Regions from separate parts of the Homo sapiens genome. Here all the other regions are linked to region 3. Evidence: chromatin contacts called from ENCODE Hi-C or POLR2A ChIA-PET data. All regions are on one chromosome and are shown on one strand. The core of a region is the stretch at or near the end of the contact, and the rest is flanking DNA. Distances in the headings are between cores, read along the strand shown. Region 1 overlaps STK4 (serine/threonine kinase 4). Region 2 overlaps STK4 (serine/threonine kinase 4). Region 3 has its middle 20 kb from the start of WFDC3.

What was found. A loop is a pair of places that touch in the nucleus more often than their neighbours do. ChIA-PET counts read pairs that join two places held with the same protein, here RNA polymerase II (POLR2A). Pooled maps may share reads with other maps.
Region 1: a pooled map shows a loop between it and region 3 (3-fold over the local background). The contact joins two enhancer-like sites. A Hi-C loop is called at or near these places in 2 of 168 maps with a recorded cell type or tissue (HCT116 and PC-9) and 10 of 50 pooled maps. POLR2A ChIA-PET finds 5 or more read pairs at or near these places in 2 of 52 experiments (MCF 10A and PC-9).
Region 2: a loop to region 3 is called in a map of IMR-90, with 8 times the contacts of the local background. The contact joins two enhancer-like sites. A Hi-C loop is called at or near these places in 4 of 168 maps with a recorded cell type or tissue (HCT116, IMR-90, PC-9 and 1 more) and 9 of 50 pooled maps. POLR2A ChIA-PET finds 5 or more read pairs at or near these places in 1 of 52 experiments (PC-9).

Annotation. Positions count from the first base shown.
Region 1 is chr20:45,034,603-45,037,694 of GRCh38, forward strand. All of the region lies in intron 10 of STK4 (serine/threonine kinase 4), which reads left to right. Among named protein-coding and RNA genes, the nearest start is that of KCNS1, 65 kb to the right of the region's middle. Within about 2 kb of position 1,734, at least 4 of the 41 ENCODE cell types and tissues checked have a DNase peak (open chromatin) inside an H3K27ac peak, as active enhancers do.
Region 2 is chr20:45,051,723-45,055,056 of GRCh38, forward strand. The region is part of intron 10 of STK4 (serine/threonine kinase 4); the gene reads left to right. Among named protein-coding and RNA genes, the nearest start is that of KCNS1, 48 kb to the right of the region's middle. RefSeq lists a silencer at 108-177. Within about 2 kb of position 1,554, at least 7 of the 41 ENCODE cell types and tissues checked have a DNase peak (open chromatin) inside an H3K27ac peak, as active enhancers do.
Region 3 is chr20:45,770,036-45,773,123 of GRCh38, forward strand. No RefSeq gene overlaps it. Among named protein-coding and RNA genes, the nearest start is that of WFDC3, 20 kb to the right of the region's middle. RefSeq lists enhancers at 1,032-1,625, 1,626-2,218. Within about 2 kb of position 1,301, at least 5 of the 41 ENCODE cell types and tissues checked have a DNase peak (open chromatin) inside an H3K27ac peak, as active enhancers do.

The sequences.
Region 1 (3,092 bases), core at 484-2,983, 740 kb before region 3:
TGTGATATTGGCATAAGAATAGAACATAGGCCAGGTGTGGTGGTTCACCCTGTAATCCCAGCACTTTGGGAGGTTAAGGCGGGAGGATCACTTGAACCCAGGAATTTGAGATCAGCCTAAGTATCATAGTGAGATCCCCATCTCTACAAAAAAAAGGAAAAAAAATTAGCTGGGCTTGGTGGTATATGCCTATAATCTCAGCTACTTGAGAGGCTGAGGTGGGAGGATCTCTTGAGCCCAGGAGTTCGAGGCTGCAGTGAGCTAGGATTGCACCACTGTATACTGCCCTGAGTGACAGAGTGAGACCCCATGTCTTAAAACAACAACAACAACAAAAGATCAATGTTAAAGAGTAGGATTAAGAAACATACCTATGTATGTATATGTGTGTGTGTATATATAATATAGATAAATTTTTAAAAATATATACACCTTTGTTGGATGCATAGTTTACATTATATATGAGTGTATTATATAATGATAAAATACAAAATAATGCAAACTGTAAAATTTGTGTAAATTTAATAAAACACAAATCATGCTACCATTTCTATGTATATGCACACATACAGCTGCATAGATAAAAAAAGACAGGATCTAAAAATAACTTGAAAGTCATTACCTGTGGAGAGAACTTTAGTTTTAGCTGTCTTTACACAGAGAGAGAATATATTACTATATCAATATATTACTTGCTTAACTTAAAAGAAATAAATAGAGCAAGATACATTTTTAAACTTTCAATTGAGATTTTTTTTCTGGTTTTAGTCTAAATAAAGTTAACCAGGTTATATATATACAGATTAAGAGAACCACAATACTTTTCAGTCAGTTATCAGCTTTGCAAGTATTGTTGATTATTAGCTTTCAGTATCCTTAGCTTTTAGAGTAAATTTCCTATTTATTCAAATGAAGTTGCTTTCAGATTTCTTATGACTTCTTCTATAAAAAGAGTTGATAGTAACTGGCCCTCACATATTAATTCAATCTATATTTATTGAGGTTCTCTGTGTGTACTATGTGTGAATAGATAAGACTGCGAGATCTTTTACAGCCTTCACTTTATCTTACCCGTCTTTGTATTCATAACACCTAGCAATTGCCCAGCTTAGAGTTAGCACACCATTTCAAATTAAACTCAGACATAGTCTCTGAATTCATTCATTATTTTATTCAACTACTAGTTGAATTAAACTCAAATATAGTCATTACGCTTAGAGAGTTTATGATGTAGCAGAAAATAATCAAATGATTTTGATACATTATACTAATGATAGCTTACATTTATTGAAAATGTACTATGTGCCAGGCATTACATATGTTACCTCGCTCTCAGAACCATCCCATGAAGTAGGAATGTTGTTATTGCCATTTTAGGGGTAAAAAAACTGAGGCTTAATAGGAAGAATAAGTTCAAGAGATCTATTGTACAACATGGTAACTAGTTAATAAACAATGTATTGTATTTTGAAAATCACTGAGAGAGTAGATTTTAATTAAGTGTTCTCACCACAAAGAAATTGTAAGTATGTGAGGTAGCACACATGTAAATTAGCTCGATTGAGCCATTTCACAATGTATGTACATACAGTATGTCCTTATGAGGTTCATTTTATGAGGTTTCAGTTACCCACTGCAGTCTGAAAATATTAAATGGAAACTTGTAGAAATAAACAGTTTCTAAGTTTTAAGTAGCATGCCATTCTGAGTAACATGATGCAATCTTGTGCCATGGCGCATCATCCCGCCTGGGACATGAATCATCCCTTTGTCCAGCATATCTGTGCAGTACACGGTACCCACTCCTAGTCACTTAGGAGCCAATTTGGTTATCAGATCACCTTTTGAGGTATAACAGTGCTTGTGTTCAGGGAACCCTTATTTTGCTTAATAATGTCCCCAGCGTGCGAGAGTAGCGATGCTGGCAATTCCAGCTTGCCAAAGAGAAGATGTAAAGTGCTTCTTTTAAGAGAAGAGGTGAAAGTTCTTGACCAAAAATAAGGGGGGAAAAACCATATGCTGAGGTTGCTAAGATCTGTGGTAAGAACGAATCATCCATCCATGAAAATTGTGAACAAATGTGAATCTTCCATCCGCGAATTGTTGTTGTAATTGTTCTATTTTATTATTAGTTATTGATAAATTCTTAACTGTAACAACTTTATAAATTAAACTTCATTATAGGTATTTACGTATGGGAAAAAGCTGAATGTATAGGGTTCGTTACCATCCACAGTTTCAGGCATCCACTGGGGTTTTCAGAATGTATCTCCTGTGGATAAGGGAGGGACTACTGTATTTCAAAACATCATGTTGTATACAATAAATATGTACAAACTGTATTTGTCAATTAAAAGAAAACCCTGAGACTAAAAGGGAGGTGGTTGACTACAGTTATACAGACAGTTAGTGGCACAGTGAGGATTTTAACCAAAGCAGTTTGGCTCCAGAGCCCATCCTCTTAACTATCTGTACTGTGTGGCATTTTTCTAGGCTATTCTGGTAAGTTCTCTCCATAAAGTACATAAAGAAGGGGCTGTAGGAGCCCAAAAGAGAGAGCAAGAACCCCAGGGAAGGCACCAATAAGTGTCATTGGAAGTGTGTTTTGAAAGATGAAGTGTGTCTGTGGGGATACTAAGGAGTGTGGCATGGGTCCAGGAAGTACTGAGTAATTGAGCTGGAGCATTACCAGTGTGGATGTGTGCAAAAGGGGAGGAAGGGAGCGAAGGAGAGAACTTCAGGTGAAGTAAATTAATGCCCAATGTACCCTTTTTTGCTGGAAATATTTAGTACTCTTTTAGATTTTTTCCTTGGTATATCAGAGAAATTAAAAATGGAGTCCTAATGCAGCACAGAGAGCTAATATCCATCTGACGTTGTGTGATAATGGGTCCATCAGGATATAAAACCACCAAACTGTTAATTCAAAATTAATTTGATAAAAGTAACAGAACCTGAACAAAATTGATTGTTTGAATTCCCTGGATAGTTATAAGCCATTCAGTTGGCTTTTTGTGGTAAGGAAGGATAAATTTTAGCCCTGAGTTTTTCCCAGGAGGCCGATAACAACCTATGATTCCATGAAACTTTAT
Region 2 (3,334 bases), core at 304-2,803, 720 kb before region 3:
ATAGTGCCTTCTAAAGTAGATTTTGTCATTGAGGCTTATGTTTAGGTCAGGCTTGCAGGCAGGGAGACAGATTATGCCATTGTGGTTGAGAGGCATATAGTGGTTAAAACCACTGGAGTTATTCTGTTAGGGCTCATAGCCTATCTTCTCCACCTATTATGCCACCTGTCTAACCCTTGATTGTCTTATCTGTCAAACATGGTAAAGTCATACCTCTTTCATAGGGCTGTCGTGAGTATCAAATGAGATGCAGGTTGCGTAATCCCAAATCCAAAAATCCAAAATCCAAAACACTTCTGGTCCCAGGCATCTTGGATAAGGGATACTAAACCTGTAATGCACGTAAAGCACCTTTAGGACAATGGTCCTTACTGCTGGCCTGCAATAAGCACTTAATAAATGTTATTATTTTCTTCTTTTTTGGTGTTGGTTTGCTCTTCTATAATGTTACAATGCTATTTTGTTAACCTTCTAGTTGTAAAAACACACTCATTATAGAAAGTTTAGAGACTGAAGAAAAGCTTAAAGAAGAAAATGTCTCTTACAACTCTTCCACCCCCCCCAGCAATAATAATTACATTTTAACATTTCCTTCCAGTTTTTTAATACTTAGATATTATTTTACACAGCTGAGATCATTCTGCATGCATAATAAATCTTGATTTTTTTTCACTTAACATATCTTAAACATTTTCTCATATCATTAAAAACACTTGTGAAATCATTTTTAAGGGTCACATAGTAGCCCATCACATTACATTCTTTTGATTGATTTAATCATCCTCTTTTTACTTGGCATTTAACATTTGGGGCTTTTTTGGTTGGAGTTGGGTTGTTTTCAGGTCGTTCTAATATATTAAGCCAGGCTTTTTTCTTGTCAACAGGAGGTTTGGGGATTGAGTCTTTGTGATTGTTTTTATTGTTGCATTTTTTTGCCTGTTGAGTGTGTGAATTAAGCTGGGGTTTTAACCATCAGCACCTGCGCTCTCAGACTCTTGCCACCACCTTTCTGGACAATCTCCATGCTCTGCTTTTTAAACTTTTTCTGATGAGTTTCTTTTCTTCTGTGCTAGAAGAAAGATGAATGGAGACTATGTTTGGTGTTTAGGTTTCTGACCCGGCAGTGCCATGTGAATGCCCAGTAGCTAGCCAAGGTCAACAGCACTGCCTGTTAATGGCTTTTTACTGAAGTAGTCCTGTCGAGCAGTTTCTGGTGAGAAGACTATCCTAAATTGTTCTTGACAGGGTACACTATTTTTGTTTCAACTTCTTATTTTTCCTGTAAAGCTTGGTTTAAAGTATGTTGAGACTGAATTTATTTGTGCTTTGGAATATAATGAGATTTTGTGCTCTTTTCTTTCAGAAAACTAGCCAAGAACAGCAGTCTGGAAAAGACATATGTATCCAAAATTGCCAGGGAAACCTGCTGTGTAGATACGCTTTCTGAGAAACCACATGGTAAATGAATGTCATCTTTGTCTCAGAACCACAGTAGCCTGGTTCTGCTGGTGGATCGTGCTAGCTGATTTGAGCTGGGTTTTTAACTCAGTTATTGAAATGGCTTTGAGAGCAGGACTTAAATGCCTGCGGTTTTTGACCTCAAGAGGTTGCTTAAAACAGTATCAGCCTGTGTGAGCCTGAGACTGTTTTTCATTTCCTTTGTTTGGTTCGGAGACTGCTTGATCCATGGCTGCTTGGCAGGCTTCTTCTTTAGCGTTCATTCTTGTGGCCATTTATTCTCTGATATTAAACTACAGGATAATTTTAATCTCAACTACATGGTGAGAAAAAGAGCTGAGTCCAGACTGGCTCAGAAATGGAGCCTAAGAACTGCAATAAGTATCCTAGCACCTTAGGCCCTAGGAAGGACTGTTCCATAGTTAACTTCTGTGTGGCTTCACTGTAAGCACAGGTGACAGATGGGCATGTCTTGAATTCCTAGAAGCCATTGTCTCTCTCAATCATCTGTTCCAACACTGTATCAGAGAATGATAAACTTTCAGAATTGAAAAGGGTCTTAAAGGACATATTTTCCAGCTCTTGCTATATTTCCAACAAGAGGCATCATCTCACATTTGCTTGACTACCTGCAGTCATTTCTGAGAAGAGGGAATTCCACAAGTTGGAAGTAGTTCAAATCATTGCTCAAAGCTGTGTGTAAAGATAGTAGTTTTTTTTTGTTTTTTGTTTTTTTTTTCAGCCAAAATTTGTCCCCAGGGAACCTCTATCCATGAAATTTTGATTACTTCTCACAGGAACTTTAGCAAAAGTTAGTTGGGATTGTCTGGATTTTCCGTTTTGCAGATAGAGAAAGCCACCATCTCTTTCCCCTAACTACTTAGTACTATGGTAACTTGGGTTTAGGAAAATTTGCCAGTTCATTGTTACCAAGGCAAGTGACTAAATCGTGGGTTCTCTGTATGCTAATGCTGCCCCGCATATAGGCTTTACTGCTGTCCGTGCTTCATTCTCTCTCTGTTTAGCTGAGAAAATGAGTGTGAAAGCACTTAGCCAATAGTAGTAGATGTTGGGTGACATTTCATTAAAAGTGCAGACTCCTGGCCAGGTGCGGGGCTCACATCTGTAATCCTAGCACTTTGAGAGGCCAAAGCGGGAGGATCCCTCGAGCCCAGGAGTTTGAGACCAGCCTGACCAATGTAGCTAGACCTTGTCTCTACAAAAAATTAAAAAATTAGCCAGGCATGGTGGTGCCCACCTGTAGTCCTGCTACTCAAGAGGCTGAGGCAGGAGGATCACTTGAACCCGGAGTTTGAGGCTGCAGTAAGCTATGATTGCACCACTGCACTCTAGCCTGGGCAACAGTGGGACACCCTATCTTTTTTTTTTTTTTTTTTCAAAAAAAAAAAAAAAGGAAAAAGTACAGACCCCAGAGTCAGACAGAACCTGATTCAATTTTGATTTCAACCACTTGCGGGCTGTGTTAACCTCAATGGATTATATAATTCTTCAAACCTCAAATTCCCCATCTGTAGCACTGGGTTAATAATTATAGCTGTAAGATTTAATGAAGAGCAAATGAGATTAATACATATAAAATACTTAATGTATGGCTGCTAATAATGAACAGTTAATGCTTAAAAAATTCTGGCTTTTATTATTGCTATTGTTACTATTCCTGTAATCACTGTCCAACAAGGTCCCTGAATCTGCCCTCTCATTAAGGCAATACAGGCAGAGCTTAACCTTCTCTCCCACCTGTCCTTGTGATTTCTTCTCTCCATAGGACTACCCTTGGTATTCATTTTCACCTGATTTACCAAGAATAGCAATATAAGCATCAAAAGAAGGGGTGGGGATGGGCATGTACACAATT
Region 3 (3,088 bases), core at 51-2,550:
GAGTGAAAAAAGGTAGGGGATCCAGGCGCAGTGGCTCACACCTGTAATCCCAACACTTTGGGAGGCCAAGGCATGCAGATCATGAGATCAAGAGATCAAGACCATCCTGGCCAACATGGTGAAACCCCATTTCTACTAAAACTACAAAAGTTAGCTGGGTGTGGTGGTGGGCGCCTGTAGTCTCACCTACTCAGGAGGCTGAGGCAGGAGAATCGCTTGAACCTGGAAGGTGGAGGTTGCAGTGAGCCAAGATTGCACCACTGCACTCCAGCCTGGTGACAGAGCCAGACTCTGTCTCAAAAAAAAAAAAAAAAAAGGTGGGGGAGGACAAGTAATAAAAGAGGGTGGCAAGAAGGATCGATTTTGTCAGAGAAACTGAATAACAACAGCTAACATTTATTGAGTGTGTGCTTTGTGCCAGGCTCTGCTAAGTGCTTTCTTTATAATCTTTTTTTTTTTAGACGGAGTCTCCCTCTGTGGCCTAGGCTGGAGTGCAGTGGCACGATCTCAGCTCACTGCAGCCTCCAAATCCTGGGTTCAAGCAAGTCTCCTGCTTCAGCCTCCCGAGTAGCTGGGACTACAGGCGTCCACCACCATGCCCAGCTAATTTTTGTATTTTTAGTAGAGACGAGGTTTCACCATGTTGGCCAGGGTGGTCTCAAACTCCTGGCCTCAGGTGGTCGACCCACCTCGGCCTCCCAAAGTGCTGGGATTACAGGTGTGAGCCACTGCACCTGGCCAGTGCTTTCTTTATAATGGACTCTTCACACCAATTCTATGAGGTAGGCAGTGTGGTAATGTTATTATACACACAAAGCTGATAAGCAGCACAAGATTATAGATTCAGACCCAGGCCTTACTCCGAAACCTGAGCTCTTGGCACCCTGGTAGCCAATGCGAAGATGGAAACATCAGCTCTAGAAAGCCCCTACCACAGAGTCTGGAAAGACAGACGATGCCCAGTAAGTTATTTCCCTGCCCATTCTCACACTAACTCAGAGGGAGAAACTTTTTCTTGATCTTGAGCTCCACAGGGAATTTGACCCTGTGGCTTTGTACAAGAAACACTAATACGACATAGTGGGTAATGTCCCCCATATCAATGTTACCAGAAATGAAGCAGCATGCCACATCATATGAAAACAGAGGGCATAATGTTAGGTCTTAATTTATTAAGTGCAGTTCAGTCGGGATCCAGGAGCTTAGACAGCTGATAGCAAGCTTTCACTTTATCTTTTAGAATGCCCTTTTGCCCTTTTGAGTCTCTTGCCTGGAAATGGTCTATGACAGACCTCTGCTGCCCTCTGGTGGGCAGAGCATGAAGCACCCAGCAAAGAATTCTTTCCAGTCACATGGCCTCTTCTTTGTTTATATTGCTGAATCTGTGGGAAGCTGGGCTTCTCCACACAATCCCTTGAGGAGAAGGCTTAACTTGTATATGAAAGGAAAGACACCTCTCCCAACTCAAGAGCAACCCACTGCCAGGATACGCTCTGGGCCTCCTGCCTTCCTCACCCCACTTACACGCCTTACCAATAACATCATGCCCCCACGGGAGCAGTGGAGGCTGCAGGGGCCCATGGTATTGCTGGGGCCAAGGGCACATATGGAGTCTGAGATTTCTACAACCAGATGGTCAAGAAGCAGGGTGGAGAAGGGAGGAGCTGCGTGGTTCTGGTCAAAGAACAAGTCTTTCTCAGCCTACACTGGAGCCCCAGACATTCCTGCCCACGATGAGGAAGCTGAGGAGCAGGGCGGGGGAGAAGGGTGGCTTTTCAACCTGGTCAGAGGCTAATTTCGGGGTGCAAGGTGAGAGAGTAGGATCACGGTCCACTGAGACCTGCTCCTGGGTCATTTCCACCCCAGGACCAAGGCTGAAATGGACTTAAACCCTGAGGAAGGAAAGGTTCTAATGGCTTCTTTAGTTCAGGGTCCAACAGTAGAGAAAGCTGCCCAGAAAGACCTGGGGGTGGGAATTTGGCCCCAGCTCAGCCTTTAACCGCCAGCTTTCAAATTTAACCCTTCAGCACTCTCTCTCATCTCTATCTCTCTCTCATCTCCATCTCTATCTCTCTATACATCTATCTATCTCTCTATCTCTCTCGACGTTGCTACCTGTAAGCAGGTCAGCAGCTCCCTCTGGAAAGGGTGAGCCTCCAGACGAGGAGGAAAGGTCTGCAAGGAGCAGCTCTCCCATTGCTCAGCCTGAGCTGTGCCTGGGGCTCACACCTGTCTCTCCAGTCCCACTCTCCACCCTGACAGAACATCATTCTGCAATATGAGAGGATTCCCAGACTGTTGTTTTTCATTGAAAGTTCTACCATACTGATGATTTTTTTTTTTTTTTTTTTTTTTGAGATGGAGTTTCGCTCTTGTCGCCCGGGCTGGAGTGCAATGGCAGGATCTCGGCTCACTTGGAACTTCCACCTCCCAGGTTCAAGCAATTCTCCTGCCTCAGCCTCCTGAGTAGCTGGGATTACAGGCGTGCACCACCAAGCCTGGCTAATTTTTGTATTTTTAGTAGAGACGGGGTTTCACCATGTTGGTCAGGCTGGTCTTGAACTCCTGACCTCAAGTGATCTGCCTGCCTTGGCCTCCGAAAATGTTGGGATTACAGGCGTGAGCCACTGCACCCGACCACTGCTGAGTGTCTGTGCCTTCTCCCCCTTGTTTTCATCCTGGCATGTGAAATTCTGGTTTCTACCTGGTTCAGAACATTTATCTCTTTTCAGTACAGTAGACATGTCAATGTTGCCTGATCTGAAAAAGAGTGGCTGGCATGAACCTCGCAGTGGCCAACCCAGAAACATCCATGACTCCAGGATCATGTTGCAGGGAACTGGGAAGGGCCAGTGTCTGTGTGATGGGCTGCTGAACATTTTGGCAGATCCCTCTTCCACTGTTTTATCATTTTGTTGTTTATTTAAAAACTCGAATACATGCACATAGTTTTTTTAAAAATCATTATATCATCACACCACCACACCCGGCTAATTTTTGTATTTTTAGTAGAGACAGGGTTTCTACTAAAACAGTCAAAGGCACAGCTACTCAGAAGGCTGAGGTAAGAGAATTGCTTGAGCCCAGG